2 separate regions of the Homo sapiens genome follow, and region 1 is linked to region 2. Evidence: chromatin contacts called from ENCODE Hi-C data. All regions are on one chromosome and are shown on one strand. The core of a region is the stretch at or near the end of the contact, and the rest is flanking DNA. Distances in the headings are between cores, read along the strand shown.

The links. A loop is a pair of places that touch in the nucleus more often than their neighbours do. Pooled maps may share reads with other maps.
Region 1: a loop to region 2 is called in a pooled map, with 7 times the contacts of the local background. The contact joins the promoter of LINC00659 here to the promoter of RPS21 in region 2. A Hi-C loop is called at or near these places in 5 of 50 pooled maps.

The regions. Positions count from the first base shown.
Region 1 is chr20:62,775,513-62,780,489 of GRCh38, reverse strand. It overlaps LINC00659 (long intergenic non-protein coding RNA 659), which reads left to right and starts at 3,634. Exons shown (of 3, transcript NR_046225.1): 1 at 3,634-3,684. RefSeq lists a silencer at 4,166-4,327.
Region 2 is chr20:62,383,140-62,388,352 of GRCh38, reverse strand. RPS21 (ribosomal protein S21) reads right to left here and starts at 1,250. Exons shown (of 6, transcript NM_001024.4): 1 at 1,217-1,250; 2 at 965-1,032; 3 at 679-742; 4 at 439-510; 5 at 1-44. The coding sequence starts at 1,014. RPS21-DT (RPS21 divergent transcript) reads left to right here and starts at 1,364. Exons shown (of 1, transcript NR_186459.1): 1 at 1,364-2,050. RefSeq lists enhancers at 401-1,092, 1,093-1,784, 2,063-2,112, 5,157-5,213 and silencers at 973-1,162, 1,593-1,712.

The sequences.
Region 1 (4,977 bases), core at 2,385-4,884, 390 kb before region 2:
CTCAGCCTGCACACAGCCGGGCGGATGCAGTCCGCTACGTGCATCTCTCCTTGAAAGACAAACAGGAGCTCGTCTTCCCGTGGGACGGCTTGGCGGCACCATTTGTCACACAGACGCCACCACACATCCACCTGGGGACTGGGGTGACCATCTGTGCCAGCTAATTGGCTTTATCCAAAGGAAAAACAAACTCCTCGTGTCTCTACGACGGGAGGTGGTTCTGAAGCACTGCGCCCGCCAAAGTCGGGCTCCTGGGCTTGGGCAGGGAGCGGGGAGGCAGGTGCCGCCTTCCTTGATGTCCACGTTTCAAAGATGGTGCATCCTGCCCCTGGGAAAGACATCCCTGGCTTGTGCCCAGGCAGGGGGCTTATTCAGCTTTTAAAAAGATTTACCCACATTTGGCTGGGCATGGTGGCTCATGCCTGTAATCCCAACACTGGGAGGCTGAGGTGGGCAGATCACGAGGTAGGGAGTTCGAGACCATCCTGGCCAACATGATGAAACACTGTCTCTACTAAAATACAAAAAATTAGCTGGGCTGGTGGCGGGCGCCTGTAGTCGCAGCTACTCAGAAGGCTGAGGCAGGAGAATCGCTTGAACCCGGGAGGCAGAGGTTGCAGTGAGCCAAGATCGTGCCATTGCAATCCAGCCTGGCGACAGAGCAAGACTCCATCACAAAAAAAAGAAAAAAAAAAAAAAAGATTTACCCACATTCAAAGAATCCACAACGAAGAGCTTTCTAACTAAAAGCCGAAAGAAAAGGGGTCTGTTTTCCCTTTTGCAGGAAAGAAGATTAATTTAAAAAATTTTTTCATTTGTGTCGACCCTTCCAGGGACCACCGTCAAACTGTCCGTCTGTCTCTCTGGCCCTGCAGCAGCAGGGATGAGCTCATGTCAGCACACAGGGTGCGGGAGGGTGGGTGCTCCCAGTCTCTGCCCTGCTCCTTCTCACAGCGGGGTGGTCCAGTTCAAAGTACAGACACCCTTGAGCCTCAGTTTCCCACCTCATGAAAGGCTGCGTGGCCAGTTCCTTCCTCAAGTGCTGTTGTTGCAGGGGCGAGACTGCAGAGGATTGGTGAGCACGGCGGACTTCAGCCACCACTGACACCGTGGCCTGTGGGCGGGGCCCCGGGGCCAACAGCTCCTGCTTTCTGAAGGGAAGGTGGGGGCTGTGGGGGCTGCAGGGGGTGGGTGTCACTCAGAGGGCAGCATGGCAGGGAGGGGACCTGTGGCAAGTTTTTGGATCAGAGGGGCAGCGACACAGGGCTAGAACCCTGAGGGTGAGCTGGGAATGGGCAGAGGAGGGCTCAGGGCCTCAGCTCTGCCTCCTGTCGCAGCTGCCCTGGCCAGGTGGCCCGGTGGGACGAGGCCTCCTGGTGGCAGACGCTGCCTCTCATGACTCTTGATGTGCCGAGAAGGTGTGGCCAGGGGCTGTCCTGGCTGGGGCTGGGATGCGGGACGGGGGCCAGGATCCCAGGGTGGAAAAGGGTGGATCTTAAAGTTCATGCCACATCCCCCAACCCAAGGCGGATTCTCTTTCTTGCTGCACCAGTCAGGGCCTGGGGAATGAACTGGCCACTCAGGGTCACGGGCCCACCATCCTCAGCTCCTCTCCCCATCTGTAAATGGAGACAGGGAGGAGTCATTGCCTGGGGCCACCGGAAGCCAGCAAGGCCGGGCCCCAGAGCCACTGCCCAAATGCAGGCTTCCAGGCCTTCTCCCAGACACTGCGGTGTGGGCGTCCGAGACCCAGAGAGGCAGCCTCATGCGCTGGGGCGGGGAGCCAGACGGAGGGTACCCAAGGCCTCCCGCACCAGCCTCATTGATGTGCTGTTCCCCACTGGGCTTGGTACACACAGTAGGTGCTCATTAAATGTGTGTTGAGTGAAACAGACAAATGCAAAGTGGCAGAGTGGGGGCTGCGAGGACAGGTACAGGAGCCCAGGGGCTGTAATCAGGGCCAGGCTGTGTGGTGCAAGGGCCCCGGAGAAGGAGTCATCAGCCTTGGGTCACCTCCTGCAGGCCAGGGTTCACGATGTGAGACAAGAGGCAGGATCACACCAGCCAACAGAGGACCACCCCATCAGACAGGCTGGGGACCACACCATCGAATAGGCCAGGGAACCACACCATCAGATAGATAGGCTGGGGACCACACCAACCACACCATCAGATAGGCTGAGGACCATGCCATCAGACAGGCTGGGGACCATGCCATCAGACAAGCCGGGGACCATGCCATCAGACAAGCCGGGGACGACGCCATCAGACAGGCTGGGGACCAAACCATCAGATAGATAGGTCGGGGACCACACCTTCAGATAGGCTGGGGACCACACCATCAAATAGACCAGGGACCAAGCCATCAGACAGGCCGGGGACCACGCCATCAGACAGGCTGGGGACCACACCTTCAGACAGGCTGGGGACCACACCATCAAATAGACCAGGGACCAAGCCATCAGACAGGCCGGGGACCACACCATCAGACAGGCTGGGGACCACACCATCAGACAGACCGGGGACCATGCCATCAGACAGGCCGGGGACCACGCCATCAGACAGGCCGGGGACCACGCCATCAGACAGACTGGGGACCACGCCATCAGACAGGCCGGGGACCATGCCATCAGACAGGCTGGGGACCACGCCATCAGGCAGGCTGGGGACCACGCCATCAGACATGCTGGGGACCACGCCATTAGATAGACTGGCCAGGGACCATGCCATCAGATAGGCTGGGGCAAAGCCATCAGACAGGTGGAGGTCCATGCCATGGGGCATGAGGTGGTGTCTGTCACCTGGTCCGGGAGCACAGTGTTGCCCATCCGTGCCACCTCCCTGAGGCCCTGGCAAGCATCATTCTCTAATGCAGACAGATGGCTGGGGCGCCAGCAGGAGCCAGACTGCCGCGGAGCAGGAACTGGGCAACTAAGGGTGATTTGGGCCGTAGAGAAGTGATTGATGTGGACAAATGGAGTCTGCAATGCAGGCCCCACGCCACCCTGGCTCCCTGTGCGAACCCAGGGCTCTGCTGCCCTGGCGGGGCTGACTCCATGGACGAGGTGGCTCATGTAGGGCTGGCTGGAAGTAATCATGTCACCCCCTGCAATCATGCCCCCAGGAGATTAGAATAGGACCCTGATCCCTCGTTTCTGTCCTATCCCCTCCTTTCCGTCCCATCTCCTCCTTTCTGCCTCATCTCCTCCTTCCTGCCTCATCTCCTCCTTCCTGCCTCATCTCCTTCCTGCCTCATCTCCTCCTTCCTGCCTCATCTCCTCCTTCCTGTCCCATTTCCTCCTTCCAGTCCCATCTCCTCCTTCCAGTCCTATCTCCTTCCTGCTCCCATCTCTTCCTTCCTGTCCCATTTCCTCCTTCCCGTTCCACCTCCCTGTTCCCATCTCCTCCTCCTGTCCCGCCCCCTCCTTCCTGTCCCGCCCCTCCTTCCTGTCCCACCCTCTCCTTCCTGTCCTGCCCCTCCTTCCTGTCCCGCCCCCTCCTTCCTGTCCCGCCCCTCCTTCCTGTCCCACCCCCTCCTTTCTGTACCTGTTGACCTCATCTGGGCTGCAGTTGGTGACTGCTCGAAGGGGTGGGAGGAACAGTATAAAGTCCTGTCCCCTTCCTGCCTTCAAGGGCACCCCTGAAGGACCATATCCACTGTGGACCCCCTTGGGATCAGCCGAGGTCTGTAGAGGTGACATTGCAGCCCAGCACCTCCCTCCTCCGCCCTGCCCTCCTCTGTCCTCCTTCCACAGGTGTGGCCAAGGGCACTGCCCAGTTGGCCTGTGACCCCCAGCTGAGGCTGCTTCCTGGGCAGCTGACTTCAAGTTTGTGACCTGAGCTCTCCAGGCCCCCGAGCGGCTGGTGCCTTGGCCCTGCAGTTCTGCGGCCAAGACTCCTCCTCTGGGATCTCGTCTTACCCTGCTGCGGGTGCCAGGGCTGCATGAAGCAAGGGCGAAAGTCCCCTTCGCCCGGGCGCTGCCCTCTGCCTGCTGTCCCCTGTGCTCCTGTTCCCCGTGGCTGCCCAGGGACAGGTGTGTGGGATGGAGGACGCGGGAGAGGCTGAGTCCTCCCCAGTGGACCCCCAGATGCAGACCCTGAGGCAAGGGAGAGTGAGAAAGTGAAGGAAAGAACACAGCTGGAAATGCAACCAAGAAGGAACCCCAGCCCGGACCACTGTGAGCAAGGAGAGCCGAGCCCCGGGGAGCCCTGAGACAGTGTGGGAGTGGAGGCCTGGGGCGCCTCCAGGCAAGGCAGCGGGATGTCTATGCCCCAAGCCCTGCCAGTCGTGGATGGAGACGCACACTTTAGTGCGGGCTCCAGAGACAGAGGGAGCCCCAGGCCGAGAGCTGTGGGTGCTGGGCAGGTGGGCATTGGCCAGCATTGCCCCCACTCATGGCGGGTCCACCTTAATTCGACGGGTGTGACACTCTCCTCACACATGTGCACATTCAAGAGGCAACTGTCTGTTTCTATAACTGGGTGCATTTCGGTCTGGAGCCGTCGAGCCGGGTGGTGGCCATGAATCCCAGGCAACTTGGGGGGCCCAATCCAGGGTTGCCTTTTGGGGGCCTTGGGGCGGCTAGTGCAGTTCCACATGCTGTTAAGGACCTTGAGATGGGAGATTATTCTGGATGGTCAGGGTGGGCACAGTTTAATCACAGCCCCTCTAAGAGGGACTGGGAGGGTCAGGGTCAGAGGAGGAGAGGGGACGACGGAAGGGAGAGAGAGGCTGGGAGATGCCGTGCAGCCAAGGAGGGCAGGAACCTCTAGAAACCACAAAAGGCGAGGACACAATCTCTCCCCTGAGGCAGAGACCCAGGGCTGCCCCGCACAGTCGCGCAGATCGTGTACTGCCCTGCTCCTGGGGCTCATTCACACAGGTTGCCATGGCTGTGGGGTCCCTGGGGCTGGGCTATCTGCCAACCTGGGGGACGCTGCACCCTGTTTTCTGTCCTGTCTACTCCAGCTTTTCAC
Region 2 (5,213 bases), core at 1-2,500:
CCATCGGCCTTGGCCAATCGGAGAATGGAATCATCTGACTCACCCTTAAGAAAAAAAAAAAAGCACACTAAGAATATTTCCACTCCGGCTGCCTGAGATGGCAGAAGGTCAGCTGTGCCACCAGCCCACGTCTCTCCCCCGCTGAGCGAATGGAGACAGGCGCAGAAGGGGAGCCACCTCTCCCGGGGCAGCCTGCAGCCTGACTATGGTGGAGCGGGGTCGGGGGGGCACCTCCTAGTGAGAGGCAGAGTCTGCTGCCTGAGTGTCTTCTCAGAGCACCCCTCTTCCACCCTCAAGAAGCGGCAGGCGGCCAGCCCAGTCCAGCTGGCTCAAACTACTCTGCCAGCAGATCTACTCAGGCACCATCACACACTCCAATGCGCACGGTAAAGTCCACGATGTCCCGAAGTGATGAGCAAAGCCCAGGGAAACACTCACCATCCTACGAATGGCCCCGCAGATAGCATAAGTTTTAAACTGGCCATTAAACCTGCCTGTGACCTTGTCAACCTAGAAAGAGAAGAAGGGTCACAAACCACTCCCCCAGGTTTGGGAAACACCAATCCTCAAAGCCAGCCTCTGCCTGTACCTTCACCCCAGGGGCTCCTCCACAATGGGACAGCCTGCCTTTCCCGCACATATATCACAACCTTCCCGCCTCCCGGGCTCCCAGCTCACCTCGGCCACGTTCATCTGGATGGATGCGTGGTCCTTGGCACCGATGATGCGATTGCTAGCGGAGCTGTGGAGAAAGGGCGCAGTGAGCAGAGGGGACTTGGGCGGTAAGAATGAAAGAGGGGACGAGGGAGGTTGGGGGTATATGAATGGAAAAGAGTAACGTCGGGGGCAGGACAAGTTAGGGACGTGACGAGGTAAGGACGGGAGGGGTGTGGGGGAACAAGGGCAGGCGAGGGGACGTGGTGGTTAGGTAAGGACGGAAGAGAGGCATGTGGGGGGCGCTTACCATTTCCGCGGCACGTACAGGTCCACGAACTCGCCGGCGTCGTTCTGCATTTCGAGGCTGGGCTGCGCCTGGGGAGTCACCGCGCGGCGCCGTGAGTACGGCCGGAACCGTGCCCCGGCTCCCGGCGCAAACCGGCCCCTAGGGTCACGGCCCCAGCCGCACCCAGCACCCCGCACCCCGTCCCCCGCGTCCAAGCCCCCACTCCCGCCCCAGCCCCAGCCCTGAGCCCGAAGCCCGCGCCGCGCGCCACACCTGCTGCCACCACACCGCGCGCGAGAGAGAAAGGAAGCAGCTAGTCACCCGGCAGAGATATCGGCGGGCAAGGAGGGGCCTCGGCGAGCGCTTCCGGGTCACGCCACCACAGCGAGTCTGCGCGGTGCGTGCTTGCCGGCCGTCGCCGTGACGCACTTCCGCTTCCGGCAAGGAGGTTCTCGGACCCCAGCCTGCTGGCCCTGGGGCGCGGGGCGTCGTGGGGGTCGTTGTCGTTGAGGGTCGTTGCCGTGTGTGGCGTCTTAGCCTGGCCCCTGGGTTGTGCCCCACGGACGCAGTCGACCCCTCTGAGCGCCTCGGGAGCCCCGAATAGCAGCTGGGAGAAGGGGCGAGGACTGAGCCTCGCTGCCCGCTGCCGGCCGGGCTAGAGATACGGGCGTGCCCCCCATTGTGCGCCTCCCGCCCTCCGGTCCCCTCACCCTGCGGCCACCTGGGGCGTGGGGCGGTGCTCCTGCCCGTGCACGTAGCCGCTGCGAGCGGAGGCCTGCTCACCTGGTGCCTGCTACTCACTCCCCCGGGCCGGTGGGCGAAGGACACCCGCAGGAACTCGGCAGAGGAGAAATTCAGACGGCTCCCGAGGGTAGGAAAAGACCCCGGCCCACCGTGGAATCTGAAACACCCGACCACTCTGCCATCCCATGTTTCACCAGTCAGACCCCCAGGGCAGGGCAGGGGAAGCAGAATGCAAACTGGGGCACCGTTTCCCTGAAGCGTGTTGGCCGCGTTTGTCGTAGTGCTAGAGGTGCATACCCTTGGACCCCGAAAACCCATTCCTGGGAATTTGCTCCAAGGAAGTAAAGATGTTACAAAGATGGACCCACGAAGTATGGTCGTTGGTTATGGGTGGGGTCTTGAGGAAGGCCTTGTTAGTAGCCTGAACCCTGTTGCCAGGAGAAGCTCCAAACCGGTAGACGGAGGGAGCAGCGCGGCCTATGTTGGGGTCTTCTCTGGGCGGGGGACATGATCCTAGGATGTAGAACTAGCCTCAGAAAACTTAAGACTCAGTGGCCAGGTGCGGTGGCTCAGGCCTGTAATCCCAGCGCTTTGGGCGGAGGTGGGTGGATCACCTGAGGTCAGGAGTTCGAGACCCGTCTGGCCAACATGGTGAAACCCCATCTCTACTAAAAATACAAAAAATTAGCTGGGCGTGGTGGCAGGCGCCTGTAGTCCCAGCTACTCGGAAGGCTGAGGCAGGAGAATGGCGTGAACCCGGGAGGCGGAGCTTGTAGTGAGCTGAGATCCCGCCACTGCACTCCAGCCTGGGCGACAGAGCAAGACTGCGTCTCAAAAAAAAAAAGTTTTTTTATGTTTAATTTTTTGGGTACATAGTGGGTGTGTACATTTATGGGGCACATGAGATATTTTCATACCGGCATGCAGTGCGTAGTAATCACATGGGGTATATGGAGCATCCATCACCTCAAGCATTTATCCTTTGCGTTACAAATAATCCAATACTATACTCTTTTAGTCATTTTAAAATGTGCAATTAAATCATTATTGACTGTAGACACCCTGTTGTGCTATCAAACACTAGGTCTTATTCTTTCTGTCTTTTTATACCCATTAACCATCCCCATTTGCCCCCCTCCTCCCACTGTTCTACCCTTCCCAGCCTCTGGTAACCATCTTTCTACTGTCTGTCTCCACAAATTCAATTGTTTTAATTTTTAGCTCCCACAAATAATAGTGCTGTGATAAACATCGTAGCACATGTATCTCTTCCTTTCTTTCTTTTTTTTTTGAGACAAAGTCTCGCTCTGTCACCCAGGCTGGAGTGCAGTGGTGCGATCTCGGCTCACTGCAACTTCTGCCCCCAGAGTTCAAGTGATTCTCCTGCCTCAGCCTCCTCAGTAGCTGGGACTACAGGCATGAGCCACCACACCCGGCCAGGTATCTCTTTCATATACTGATTTCCTTTCTTTTGGGTATATGCCCAGCAGTGGGATTGCTTTATTTATGGCAGCTCTATTCTTAGTTTTTGTTTGTTTGTTTGTTTGTTTGTTTGTTTGTTTGAGACGGAGTCTTGCTCTGTCTCCCAGGCTGGAGTGCAGTGGTGCGGTCTTGGCTCACTGCAACCTCCACCTCCCAGGTTCAAGCGATTCTCCTGCCTCAGCCTCCAGAGTAGCTGGGATTACAGGGGTCTGCTACCACGCCTGGCTAATTTTTGTATTTTTAGTAGAGATGGGGTTTCACCATGTTGGCCAGGCTGGTCTTTAACTCCTGACCTCGTGATCTGCCCGCCTTGGCCTCCCAAAGTGCTGGGATTACAGGCGTGAGCCACTACACCTGGCCTACCAAACATTTTTTAAAGAACTAATACCAATCCTACTGAAACTATTCCAAAAAATAGAGGAGGAGGGAATGCTTCCAATCATTTTATGAGGCCGGTATTATCCTGATACCCAAATCAGACAAAGACACATCAAAAAAAGCAGATTAGAGGCCAGGAGTGATGGCTCATGCCTGTAACCCTAGCACTGTGGGAGGCTGAGGCAGGCAATTGCTTGACCTCAGGAGTCTGAGGCCAGCCAGCCTGGGCAACATGGTGAAACCCCTCTACAAAAAAATTTAAAAATTGGCCGGATGTAGTGGTGTGTGTCTGTAGTCTCAGATGCTCAGGAGGCCGAGGTGGGAGGATCAGTTGAGCCAGGAGGTGGAGGCTACAATGAGCCATGATCATGCCACAGAACTCCAGCCTGGGTGACAGGAGACCCAGAAAAAAAAAGAGAGAGAAAGGAAGGAAAGAAAGAAAGCCACAGACTGGCAGAAAATATTTTCAAAACCTGTATCTGATAAAAGACCTGTATCCAGGCTGGGTGCAGTGGCTCACTCCTGTAATCCCAGCACTTTGGGAAGCCAAGGCGGGTGGGTCACCTGAGGTCAGGAGTTGGAGACCAACCTGGCCAACATGGCAAAACCCTGTCTGTACTAAAAATACAAAAATTAGCTGGGCCTGATGGTGCACGCCTGTAATCCCAGCTACTGGAGAGGCTGAGGCAGGAGAATCACTTGAACCCGTTGGGCAGAGGTTGCAGTGAGCCGAGATCTCGCCACTGCACTCTAGCCCGGGCGACAGAGCGAGACTCCGTCTCAAAAAAAAAAAAAAAAAGGAAAGAAAACATATGTCCATTCGGAGACTGGTACTGAAATGTTCATCGAGGCTTTATGTGTCATAGCCAAAAATGGAAACAATCCACACATACACCAACAGGCAGATGGATAAATAATGGTACGTCCCCCTCGAAAGACAGCATACTGTGTGATTTTATTTGTATAAACTCTAGAAAATGCAAACCAATCAAAACTGACAGGAATCATGTTGGTGGTTGCCTGGGGTGGGGTGGTGAGCAAGTGGGATTACAGACGCACACAGGAAACGCAGGGAGTGATGGGAGGTATATGCTGTCTTGATGATGGGATTACAGACACACACAGGAAACGCGGGGAGTGATGGGAGGTATATGCTGTCTTGATGATGGCAATGGTTTCACAGTTGCATATAAAAGTCAAAACATTGGCCAGGTGCGGTGGCTCATGCCTGTAATCCCAGCACTTTGGGAGGCCAAGGCAGGTGGATCACAAGGTCAGGAGATCGAGATCATCCTGGCTAACATGGTGAAACCCCGTCTCTACTAAAAATACAAAAAATTAGCCGGGCATGGTGGCGGGCTCCTGTAGTCCCAGCTACTCAGGAGGCTGAGGCAGGAGAATGGCGTGAACCTGGGAGGCGGAGGTTTGCAGTGAGCTCAGATCACGCCACTGCACTCCAGCCTGGGCGACAGAGCAAGACTCTGTCTTAAAAAAAAAAGTCAAAACGTCAAATTGTATCCTTTAAAAAGTGGATTTTATTTTGCATCAATTATAGCTCAAAAATTTTACAGAGACTATAGGTGCTATTTGGCAAGACTCTAGGACGCACTCACTCACACAAAGCTTGAAGTCCGCTCTCTGGGCGCCGGGTCTCCAAGGCTGAGTT